Regions from separate parts of the Homo sapiens genome. Here region 2 is linked to region 1. A link is a loop called in an ENCODE intact Hi-C map of the cell type or tissue named here. Cell type or tissue: A673. All regions are shown on one strand. Links, peaks and the distances in the headings refer to the core of each region. The heading gives the core; the rest is flanking DNA.

The links. Peaks named below come from ENCODE experiments on the same cell type or tissue, not always from the same donor. Only the 100,000 strongest peaks of a DNase experiment are listed, where the experiment ranks them.
Region 2: a loop joins it to region 1, with 2.7 times the contacts of the local background. A loop is called at or near these places in 5 of 110 quality-filtered maps.

What each region holds. Positions count from the first base shown.
Region 1 is chr12:71,778,412-71,783,789 of GRCh38, forward strand. It overlaps RAB21 (RAB21, member RAS oncogene family), which reads left to right. Exons shown (of 7, transcript NM_014999.4): 5 at 3,620-3,674; 6 at 4,159-4,247. Among named protein-coding and RNA genes, the nearest start is that of RAB21, 26 kb to the left of the region's middle. In A673, for the core only: CTCF peaks have their summits at 1,990 (motif pointing right) and 2,203; a DNase peak (open chromatin) is centred at 2,010; H3K27ac peaks cover 3,275 bases.
Region 2 is chr12:72,268,941-72,274,318 of GRCh38, forward strand. It overlaps TRHDE (thyrotropin releasing hormone degrading enzyme), which reads left to right and starts at 3,430. Exons shown (of 19, transcript NM_013381.3): 1 at 3,430-4,617. The coding sequence starts at 3,704. TRHDE-AS1 (TRHDE antisense RNA 1) reads right to left here and starts at 4,569. Exons shown (of 2, transcript NR_026837.1): 1 at 2,883-4,569. In A673, for the core only: CTCF peaks have their summits at 2,594 and 3,852 (motif pointing right); DNase peaks (open chromatin) are centred at 2,651, 3,031, 3,361, 4,521 and 1 weaker place; H3K4me3 peaks cover 5,000 bases; H3K27ac peaks cover 4,757 bases.

The DNA.
Region 1 (5,378 bases), core at 92-5,091:
TGCTGAGGGGAAGACCATTTCATTTTACAGATGAAAAAATGTGCTTAGAGACCTTGAAACTTCCCAAAGTCACATAGTTTGTTAGAAGTAGACCTGGGATTTTAACTCAGATCTGCCTGCCACTTCAAGCCCATATCCTTAATAAACACTTCATTGCTTACTATGTGCCAGGCTTTGGGAATAGTGTAGTGAATAAGTAAACAAAATAGATACGGTTCTTGTCCTCCCAGAGTCTCTTGTGTGGAAAAAGAGAGGAAAACAAGCTACTATTATATGTTATAATAAATGCTATGGAAGGGAAATGCAGAATGGAGTGCTATGAGAGCACAAAAGCAAACAAACTAGATTTGGGGTGCAAGGGGGAGATAAGGGAACATTTCCTAGACCAAGTGTTGGATAAACTAAGTTAGCTAGATGAAGCCAGTAGGATGATGGTAGAGTGCGTTACCTGCAAGGCGTGGTGGCTCACCCCTGTAATCCCAGCACTTTGGGAGGCTGAAGCAGGCGGATCATTTGAGGTCAGGAGTAAGTTTGTATTACCTGTCATGGACTTTAATTGTCTTACAACAATATTGACTTTCCATTTGATCATTCACTGTGATGAATGTCATTAATATTAATAACTGTTCCTTATTGAGCATATAGTATATGCTAGGCCTTTTACATATATCTTATTTTCACATCAACCCTGCAAGGTTTGTTAGCGACACATGCGTACAGTGAGACTAACAGAGGTTAACTAATTTGTCCAAAATATTACAGTTATGGCCAGGCGTGGTGACTCTGGCCTTTAATCCGAGCATTTAGGGAGACCAAGGTGGGCAGACTGCTTGAGTCCAGGAGTTTGAGACCAGCCTAGCAACATGGCAAAACCCCATCTCTACAAAAAAATACAAAAATTAGCCAGATGCGGTGGTGTGTGCCTGTAGTCCCACTCGGGGCTGAGGCAGGAGAATCGCTTGAGCCCGGGAGGTGGAGGCTGCAGAGAGCCGTGTTCACGCCACTGCATTCCAACCTGAGTGACAGAGCAAGACCCTGTCTCAAAAAAAGGTAAAACAAAAAAAAAATTACAGTTATGGAGTAAGCAAGGACTTAAAAACAAGTTTTATCACATTTAAAAGCTTTCTGAAAGCTTCTTTCCACTGTGCCCCACAACCATTCAGTCTAAGCATAATATGATTCTAGTTCTATATCATTAGGCCATTTGCCCTTAGCAGTGGACATGCCCCTTCTATGTTCTTAATTCAAATATGTATTTTTAAGGAAGATCTGCTTAACTTAGAGGGTAGCTTTTTCCCTCCCTTTCCAATAGTGTCAGCCTATTTGTTTATGTTTTTAATTCTTTATAGTACTATACTTTTAAGTAGGTGCTTGCTTTGGTTATTGTCCTTGTTTTCAGGTGTTTTAAGCCTATCAGAAAGTTCCGTATGTAGCTGCACAGTAGTATTGAAGCAGATATGAGTCTCAAAGCCTTACTCCTTAGCTGTCTTGCTTTTGAAAAAATATAGAAACTAAAAGGGTTTTTGAGCTTTGGAAAGAGGTCAGTCACTAGCCAGTCAGGTTTCTGCAATGTATTCTGTGCTGTCAATCCATTGTGAACACTGATTATTCAAAGAAATAATAGTTATTTAGATTTAAAATATTTTAAGTTTAAAATAATAGGTTATTAAGATAGCTATTTATTAATGGCCTGATTTATTAAAATTAGTCATTTAAAATATTATCAAATAATAAAGCAGTGTCTGAATTATTTCTCCTAAATGTTCATTTGAGGCAGTAAGGTGATTGCCTGCTTTTCCTCTCTTCACTCTTTTTATAGGTATTGATGATATTGATGGAATTTGGAACATGAGCCATTAAATACCTAGAAAAAAATTCCATAGGGTTTTAGGTAATTGAAGCAAAATTAATATTGCTACTTTTAGTAGGAGACTATCTTATTTTGCCTTTGTGAGGCAGAATCTTTTTCCTGTTTGTTGGAGCCACTGGCCACCAGGTGGTGCTTTTTGCATTCTTTACAGAATAACACGACGGTTTTTCCTCTGGTTACTGTCAGACATTGTCATATTTAGCTAATTAAAATTTCCAATGACAAATATAATGTAGGAAGTTAGAACTAATATGAAACTTCTTGCTGTGGTAGATAGCTGTTCAAAGAAGGAAGAGTTTGTTACTGAATTTGTTGGTATCCACTGAGCTTTAGTGTTGTCTGCTTCCCTCTCTCTGATTCTTAGGCTATGGTGGCAGATAGTTTCTTGCAGTTGCCAGCAACTAGGTTCTCAGATTATTCGAGGTCCTCAGTATATAGAACCTTTGGACTTGTCCACCTCAGTGCTAAACATTTTATCTTTTATTGGGTGCTTATTTCAATGCCTTATCTGAAATTTATCTGAAATTGTCTCCTAGAATCTATATGGTTCCAAGAAAAAAAGTAACCTTATTTATAAGATTTCTCTTTTCTCCCTAAAAGCCATAGTAGAAGAATAAAAATGTTTGTTTGAAGTGTCCTTCCATAGGGTATTTTTCCTTATCGTTATCTACTGTTTTTATTACCTTTAGCACTCTGGGTGTCCAGCCAACTCATCTTAAGTTCAAGGAATCAGTATTTTGCAGTTTCTTCATTTTTGTTCTGATGGCTTTTTTTAAAAGTATAATCCCAGCTTGGTTCTGTTGTTTAAGGAGAGCTAAACTTATAATTTAAATCTGCATGATATACATATATTAAGTTTTAATAACTCACTAAAATTGTTTTTTAAACAAAGAATACAGTTTTTCCGGCCGGGCGCGGTGGCTCAAGCCTGTAATCCTAGCACTTTGGGAGGCCGAGGCAGGCGGATCACGAGGTCAGGAGTTCGAGACCATCCTGGCTAACACAGTGAAACCCCATCTCTACTAAAAATACAAAAAATTAGCCAGGCGTGGTGGCAGGCACCTGTAGTCCCAGCTACTCAGGAGGCTGAGGCAGGAGAATGGCGTGAACCCGGGAGGCGGAGCTTGCAGTGAGCCGAGATGGCGCCACTGCACTCCAGCCTGGGTGACAGAGCGAGACTCCGTCAAAAAAAAAAAAAAAGAGAATACAGTTTTTCCCCTTATGATTGTGGAGTACTTAAAAATCTGTACACTTTAATTTTTACTTTAACTGGTTTATATCATCCAGGAAACCAAAATACTTGTAGGATCCAAGAGGCTAGATTAATATATTTTAGTAAACACTAAGATAGCCATACTTATTGACCGGCTCTAAGTTAATGGGAACTGTAGAAAATTTTGCTCTTACTTTTGATCATTTACACTTGCCTAAGAATCATAGGTTTATCTCTAGGTCTCTGGTATCCCCCAAAATCAAAAAAGAGTGCCTGTCTCTTTGGAAAAGTTGTTTTCTTTGTCAGAGGCTGCAGATTCAGGAAAGGTATGAATTGAGTCATTTGAAGGAGGATGAGGCATGATCAACCCTCAGATCACAAGGCTTAACTTTATAATTTCAAGACATTAGAAGTCTGGTGGGGATTTGCATTATTTTTGCTGGTAATTAAAATGGCAATTTTATATTTAGAATTGGCTTAATTTTGTTATGAAAATAAATCAGTATAAAGATAAATATTTACTTTTTTCAAAATAGGTAATAAAATAGACTTGGAAAAGGAGAGACATGTTTCCATTCAAGAAGCAGAGTCGTAAGTACTGTGACCCTCCCATTCCCCATCACTCCCTAGTAGAAATCTTCCTCTTTATACGTTTTGCTTTACCATTTAGGTATTACTCAAATCTCTTAGCATGGATTGAGGTGTTGGATTCAGTGAAGCATGTTTACATGGTAATTTCTGGGCTTGTGGCAATAAAGCCCTTACTTCCCTTTTTGACTTCAGTGAAAAATACGAGTGATATAAAACAAAACTATCATGATCAAATAGGCAGTAAGCCAGAAAAACTTTTGAAGTATTTGAGTCCCAAATTAATCTATAAAAATTTCGAGGCTTGTTATATTTGTGTTATTTAAAATTTGATTTAATGTATAGAGAATTTAAATAGCTATATAAACTTAATTTCACTAAACTTGAGTAAATTAATATGTCACTAAAACTGTTACTATAAAAAAGCAGTTAAGACAAAATCATGAATAATATTTTACATCAATCACCGATGTTACTTTTTTTTAAGGTATGCAGAATCTGTGGGAGCAAAACATTATCATACTTCAGCCAAACAGAACAAAGGAATTGAGGAACTCTTTCTTGACCTTTGTAAAAGTAGGTATATTCAGATTTAGTTTGTTTAGAAATGGTTTTTGGTTTTTATTTTTTAAAAAATAGTATGTATTTTACACCAGTGTTACTTTTCAAAGAATTGGTTCTTTTTAAACTATTGACTATTGGTAGTATTTCTGAAGTGCTGTAACTATTTTTTTTAATGCTTAAATACCTACTTTAACCCTGTTTCAAGCAGTAATTAATGGTTATGAAATCATAAGTATGGTGTGGGCTAAATATATATTATAATATATGCATAAGTATTAAAAGTGGAAGGGGAATTTACATATTAAAACAGATTTAAGACCTGTAACAACCTCTTGCAATGAATGGACCTTATTTGGACACTGATTTGTCAAACTAGTGAAAAAGAGTGTTTGTGAAACAAGATATTTGATGATATTAAGATACTATTAATTTTTTAGGTGTGATTATGGTATTGTGGTTATGCTTTATAAAAGGAGTTCTTATCTTTTAAAGACACATTAAAATAATTTAGGAATAAAGTTATGGGTCTGAGATTTGACTCAAAATAATGGTAGGGATGCTTAGGGTTATTCATGAAATTGGGTGATGGATTTTCATTATGCTGTATTTTCTACTTTATGTTTGAAATTTTCCATATTAAAAAGTTTATAGTTTTAAAGAAAAAGGAAAATAAATTTATATATATTCTGAAAATCATTTCTTATATTACCAATAAAATGCATATCTGAGTTTATGGACTTTAGACTCTTTTGAGAATTTGATGAAATCATGGTTTTTCTCTCTAGAAAAGAATATTGATATGTGTGTGTGTGTGTACACACACACACACATTTTGGAATAAATTAGTTTTATAAAACCCTCAAGTCATTCATAATTCTTCTAAAATATTGATTATGTAAGTGATGTCCCCTGATCAGCAGCATCAATATCACTTGAAAATATGTCAGAAATGCAAATTCTTGGGCTCTCCAAGCCTGCCGAATCAGAATTTCTAGGGATGGTGCCCAGAATCTGTGTTTTAACAAACGCTTCATATGATTCCAATGCACACTAAAATATAAGAGCCAATGCTGTACATAACAACTTGGGGATCTTATTAAATGCATATTTTGATTTAATAGGTGTGGGATAGATTGAGGTCCT
Region 2 (5,378 bases), core at 82-5,081, 490 kb after region 1:
AACATCAGGTACTTTAGGAAGTTTAATTTCCTTGTTTACAGCACCACATGGTCCCAGTATTGGTAAAATCAAACCTATCTTGAATCCAGTGACCTATAACACTGAAAGCAACCTTAAAAAGGAATATTAGTAAACTATGTCTTTATTTTTGTGAGGTGCGAACTCTGAAATTTCACCCCCCCACTTTTGCTTTGAAGGTAGAATGGACATTCTCTAGAAAAAATAATATTTAAAAATTATTTTACTAAAGTGCTTGCTTCTTTGGGAAAGCGTGCTATATATTTTCAGAAATTAAAAAAATAAAACTCACTGAAGACCTTTGTAACACTGATATGAAAGGAAGAAATATTTACCTACTTGATCTTGATAGTAAGTTTTATTATGCAAAGTTACATTTAAGGGGAATCCATGAGCTAGTAAGTTGTGTCCATTCTATATTAATAATCTTATGTCCACTCCACTTGGGTCTGAAAAAATAATCCATTTACTAATTTAATCACAGTTAGTAGAGACTTTATTAATTGGTAAATGTATTATTTAATTCTGAAATATTTGAGACTTTCCTTGTAGTAATTTTCAGAAGTACATAAACACATTAGTGAAATACAAAGAAGAACAGATGGAGGTAAAGAGAGGAAAGAGATAACAGACTGAGAACCGTGAGTGAGGGAAAGGGGAAAGATGAAGAGAACTGGGTTAAAGGGTACAAACACACAGCAAGACAGAAGGAATCTGGCTGTTCACTGTTTGAGAGCACAGTAGGGTGACTATACCTTGCAAAAATGTATTGTACTCAGGTGATGGACACCTTAAATACCCTGATTTTGATCACTACATATTATGTGCATGTAACAAAATTTCTCATGTATCCCACAAATTTGTACACATTTTTAAAAAAAGACAAACAGAAAAAGCCTTCTTTGAATCTTTTCTTGACTAATGTTTTAGAAAGAGAAAGTCTTAAAGATCCCTTAGTGGGTAACCTCTTCCTTTAGGCAGTGGGTCTTAGACTCCCCGGGATGATTCCAGAAGCCTCTGATAATCAAATGTACTCAATCCATGGATATTGGATCAGTAATACTAAATTACCAGTTTAAAACCCTAAAGTCAGAGAAGTCTGGTGACCTGCTGAGGATCGCAGGGCTCCTCTTACTTGCTTGCACTATAGTTCCTGATTCTGTGAAAACAAACCAATGAACCCCAACTCCTCAACTCTTAAAATGCATACAGCCAGATACATATGGACAGCAAGAGTACAGACATTTAAAAACAGAGCAGAAAAAAGTAACTTGAACAGAATGTGGCATTTCCCTTGGTCTGTTGCTAACGGCCCACATACAACATGCTTAAAAAATCCCACCCTGGCACTTATTTTCATCATCATTTAAAAATGATTCAAATGGACATTTAGAATGCATGGCATTGAGCATGTATCCCATCTGGGGATAAATGAAAAAGGGCTTCCTCGAGCAGGGCTGTGTTTTTAGTGGTTATCAAGCTAAGGTTAATGTGTAATTGGTCTCTTCTCTTTGGTCATGCTTTTAAAGCCAAACACAATATTTTAATTGTCTATTTTCAGTACTCCAAAGCCAGAAGCATTAACCAGTTCTTTTTGTAAGAAAATAGCTATGGACATGATTTGTAAAATGCCTTCAAGATTTGAAGACATGAAAGAAACATGTAAAAAGGAATTACCTAATTTTCTATTATTCACTTTTTTAATTAACCCAGAAGCCAATCACACTTTGTTTTACTAAACACTGGAGACTCCTGCTTCCTAGATGTCACCTTTGGGGTGGCTGTTTTCTGAATATTGTTCCAATTAGAGTTCTTCGCACAAATTCTGAAGGTTGGATATCCCACATACTTATACATACTCTGCAGTATAATTTTAAACTCCAATATACTCAGACAAGAGTCCATAACCAGCCAATGGGCTATGAACCTATTTTGATGCTGCCTGCTGTCAGCAAACTGGTCTATTGATAACTATCCTAACAAAGTTAAAACAATGTTCATGGTAACACTGGAAAGCTGCAAGAAAGTAATTATGGCTAGGTGAAATGAAAAACTGACCAATCATGGAATGTATTCGTTCACCGTTCTAATAAGCCCAGCTTTTCTCAGTCTCAGGGTTTTGGTCCTGAATGTTACACTGTAGACATTGTGTGTTAATCGTTTCTCCAATCTAAAGATGGGAATTATCCTATGGGGAAAACATCACCTTGCTTTGGCCTTTACTTCCGGAGGATTTTAATGCTTCATTGCTAACATTATTTTAGTACTGCACACCTGGACACATCGCACAGTATAATGTAATATATGTAGTCAGGTTTTGGAGAATTTATTTCAATTTACATACAATCCTCCAAATCCTCTGGCGAGCTTGATGTGAAATCTGACACAGCCACATCTCCCTAGCAGGATCTTCTTTTGCTCTCTATGTTAATAGCCAAAGGCTCCAAGGATCTCTCCCTGGAGCGCGGTGGGGCTAAGGAGTCAGGAAGAGGGGTGACTGCGGGGCTTGTTGCGCTGAAGATTTACAATGTACTTCTTGCAGGCGGCTCAGCAACCCCCTCTGTGGCTGTGGGTGTCTGGTGTGACAGAGCGGAGAAAAGCTCTCTAATCTCCCAGTGCCTGCCTCTGCCGCTCAGTCGCTCCCCTCCCTCCCGCCTTTCCTGCCTCCTCGCGCGCTCCCTCTCCTTTGCCTTTCTCTGGGAGTTTCAGTCCCTCAATGCAGCTGGAGTAGCCCTGGCAATCTAAACCCGAAGCCTGTGTATATACACACACGCACACACGCGCACACACATGCACACGCGCTCGGACATACGCACTTCGGCTCTCCCCCTTGGGATATGGAGCAAACCCAGAGCTTCATCTACCTGAAGGGGATGGCCCGGCCGGACACTTCTTTCTCACTTGTCATCTCCGGAGGGCAGAGCAAGACTGGAATGAGGGAGTCTCGCTGTCGGGTCTGCAACCTCCTGCCGTTTGCCGCCACCGCCGCTTAAAGTGCCCAGGGTGGAGAAGGCTTTTCCAGGACGGATCTCCGTCGTAGCTTCGCGGCCCTGGGACTTCCTCCTGCTGGTTCACTCTAGTCTCTCCCACCTCGGCCATCCTTTTCTCTCCAGCTGCAGGGTGTATGGCTCGGGTGCCTCCCGTGCTGTGGCCGCCGTCACTGCTGCTGCGAGCACATTCCACCCAGAGGACCGAACGCCGCCGCTGGAGTGGGGGGAGAAAGCGAAAGCCCTAACTTCCCTCTCTACACCCTCGCTCTTCCCACCGCTCCCGTCCTTCTCCCTAGCCGAGAACCGGTTGGAAGGCTCCCGCGGAAAGCGAGGCGAGAGCGCGGCGCAGGGGAGGGAGAGCCGGGAGCCGCAGGCGCGCAGGGGCGGGGGCAGCATGTGCCCCGCCGCCGGGTGCTCGTCCGAGAAGTAGCGCGCGCTGGGCAAGCAAGACGCTTTCCAAGTTGGGCGCGTCCCAGAGCTCACAGCCCGGTGTCCAGAGTGAGGCGGGGCTGATGGGGGTCGCGGAAGCTGCCGTCGCTTGTGTCCAGAACCCGTCTTAAAAGAACCCGGGCCAGCATCCCCAGTCGCGCGCCCTCGGCCCGCGTGAGCTCTCCGATGCCTGCTCTGGCTGTGGCCCGGGTGGCCCGCCCGCGGGGGGTGCCAGAGGGGGCGGGGGAGGAGGAGGAGGCGGTGTGATGGCCCTGGACGGCGAGCTGGGGGAGCAAGAGGAGGAGAAGAAAAAGAAGAAGAAAAAGAAGAGGAAGAAGAAGAAGGAGGAGGAGGAGGAGGAGGAGGGGGCCGAGAAGAGCAGCTCACCCTTCGCAGCCGCGATGGGGGAAGACGACGCCGCGCTTCGGGCTGGCAGCAGGGGGCTCTCCGACCCGTGGGCAGACTCAGTGGGAGTGCGACCCCGCACCACGGAGCGCCACATCGCCGTACACAAGCGGCTTGTGCTGGCCTTCGCTGTGTCCCTCGTGGCATTGCTCGCGGTCACAATGCTCGCTGTGCTGCTCAGCCTGCGCTTCGACGAGTGCGGGGCGAGTGCCACGCCAGGCGCCGACGGTGGCCCCTCAGGCTTTCCGGAGCGCGGCGGCAACGGGAGCCTCCCTGGATCGGCCCGGCGCAACCACCACGCAGGCGGGGACTCCTGGCAGCCCGAGGCGGGTGGGGTGGCCAGTCCGGGGACCACGTCGGCCCAGCCGCCGTCGGAGGAGGAGCGGGAGCCGTGGGAGCCGTGGACGCAGCTGCGCCTGTCGGGCCACCTGAAGCCGCTGCACTACAATCTGATGCTCACCGCCTTCATGGAGAACTTCACCTTCTCCGGGGAGGTCAACGTGGAGATCGCGTGCCGGAACGCCACCCGCTACGTAGTGCTGCACGCTTCCCGAGTGGCGGTGGAGAAAGTGCAGCTGGCCGAGGACCGGGCGTTCGGGGCTGTCCCTGTAGCCGGTTTTTTCCTCTACCCGCAAACCCAGGTCTTAGTGGTGGTGCTGAATAGGACACTGGACGCGCAGAGGAATTACAATCTGAAGATTATCTACAACGCGCTCATCGAGAATGAGCTCCTGGGCTTCTTCCGCAGCTCCTATGTGCTCCACGGGGAGAGAAGGTATGGAGGGAGGCGGTGCCCCGCGCTGCCCCACCCCGGCGCGCGGCTCGAACCTCTGGGCGGCCTGCGACCCCGGGGACCCAGCTGGCTTCCAATACCCGGGAAGCCAGGGGTGGGGGGAAGGAAACGAAAGCGGAGTAGGGCAGTCAGAACTCCGGGGTCTCCCAGATGCCTCGGGGTCTCGCTGCCGCCAACTTCGCAAACTGACTCACCGGTGCCAAAAGATGAATGCTGCCCCCTCCTCTAGTCGGGACCTCTCCTCTTCCTGTCAGAGTTCCTTAGCCATCGAAACGCAGGGCTCTTTTTCTGAAGGGTAGCTGATAATCTGAGCGATGCCAGAGTGACATGAAAAGCTTGCCAAGTTACTGTCGAGGGAAAATACGTGGCGCTGAAGGCCAAGACAACAGCGCATCCAGGTTAGCATGTCAGGGCAGGTCAGGGACACACCGTTCTCCACCCCCACCCACAACATGCCCATCTTCCCTGACTATTAGTCTCCTGCCAGGTGCAGAGCAGAGGATGGGCTTTGGCTGCGTCAAGTTTCCCCAAACTTCAAGTTGAGATTCGGAGTGAAAAGAGTGGTTTCCAGAGATAGGCTGAGAGGACCGGGACGGGGGTGGAGGTTGCCAAGGCCAGAGCCAGCGATAAGTGGCCTCGCGGGCGCTGCCAGCTCTGTGCTAAGGCAGGGCGACTCCGGTTGTTTGTTTATGAGTTGCTGCCTCTGGAGATGATTCCAGTGGCCAAGCGGTGGGAAAGCTAGT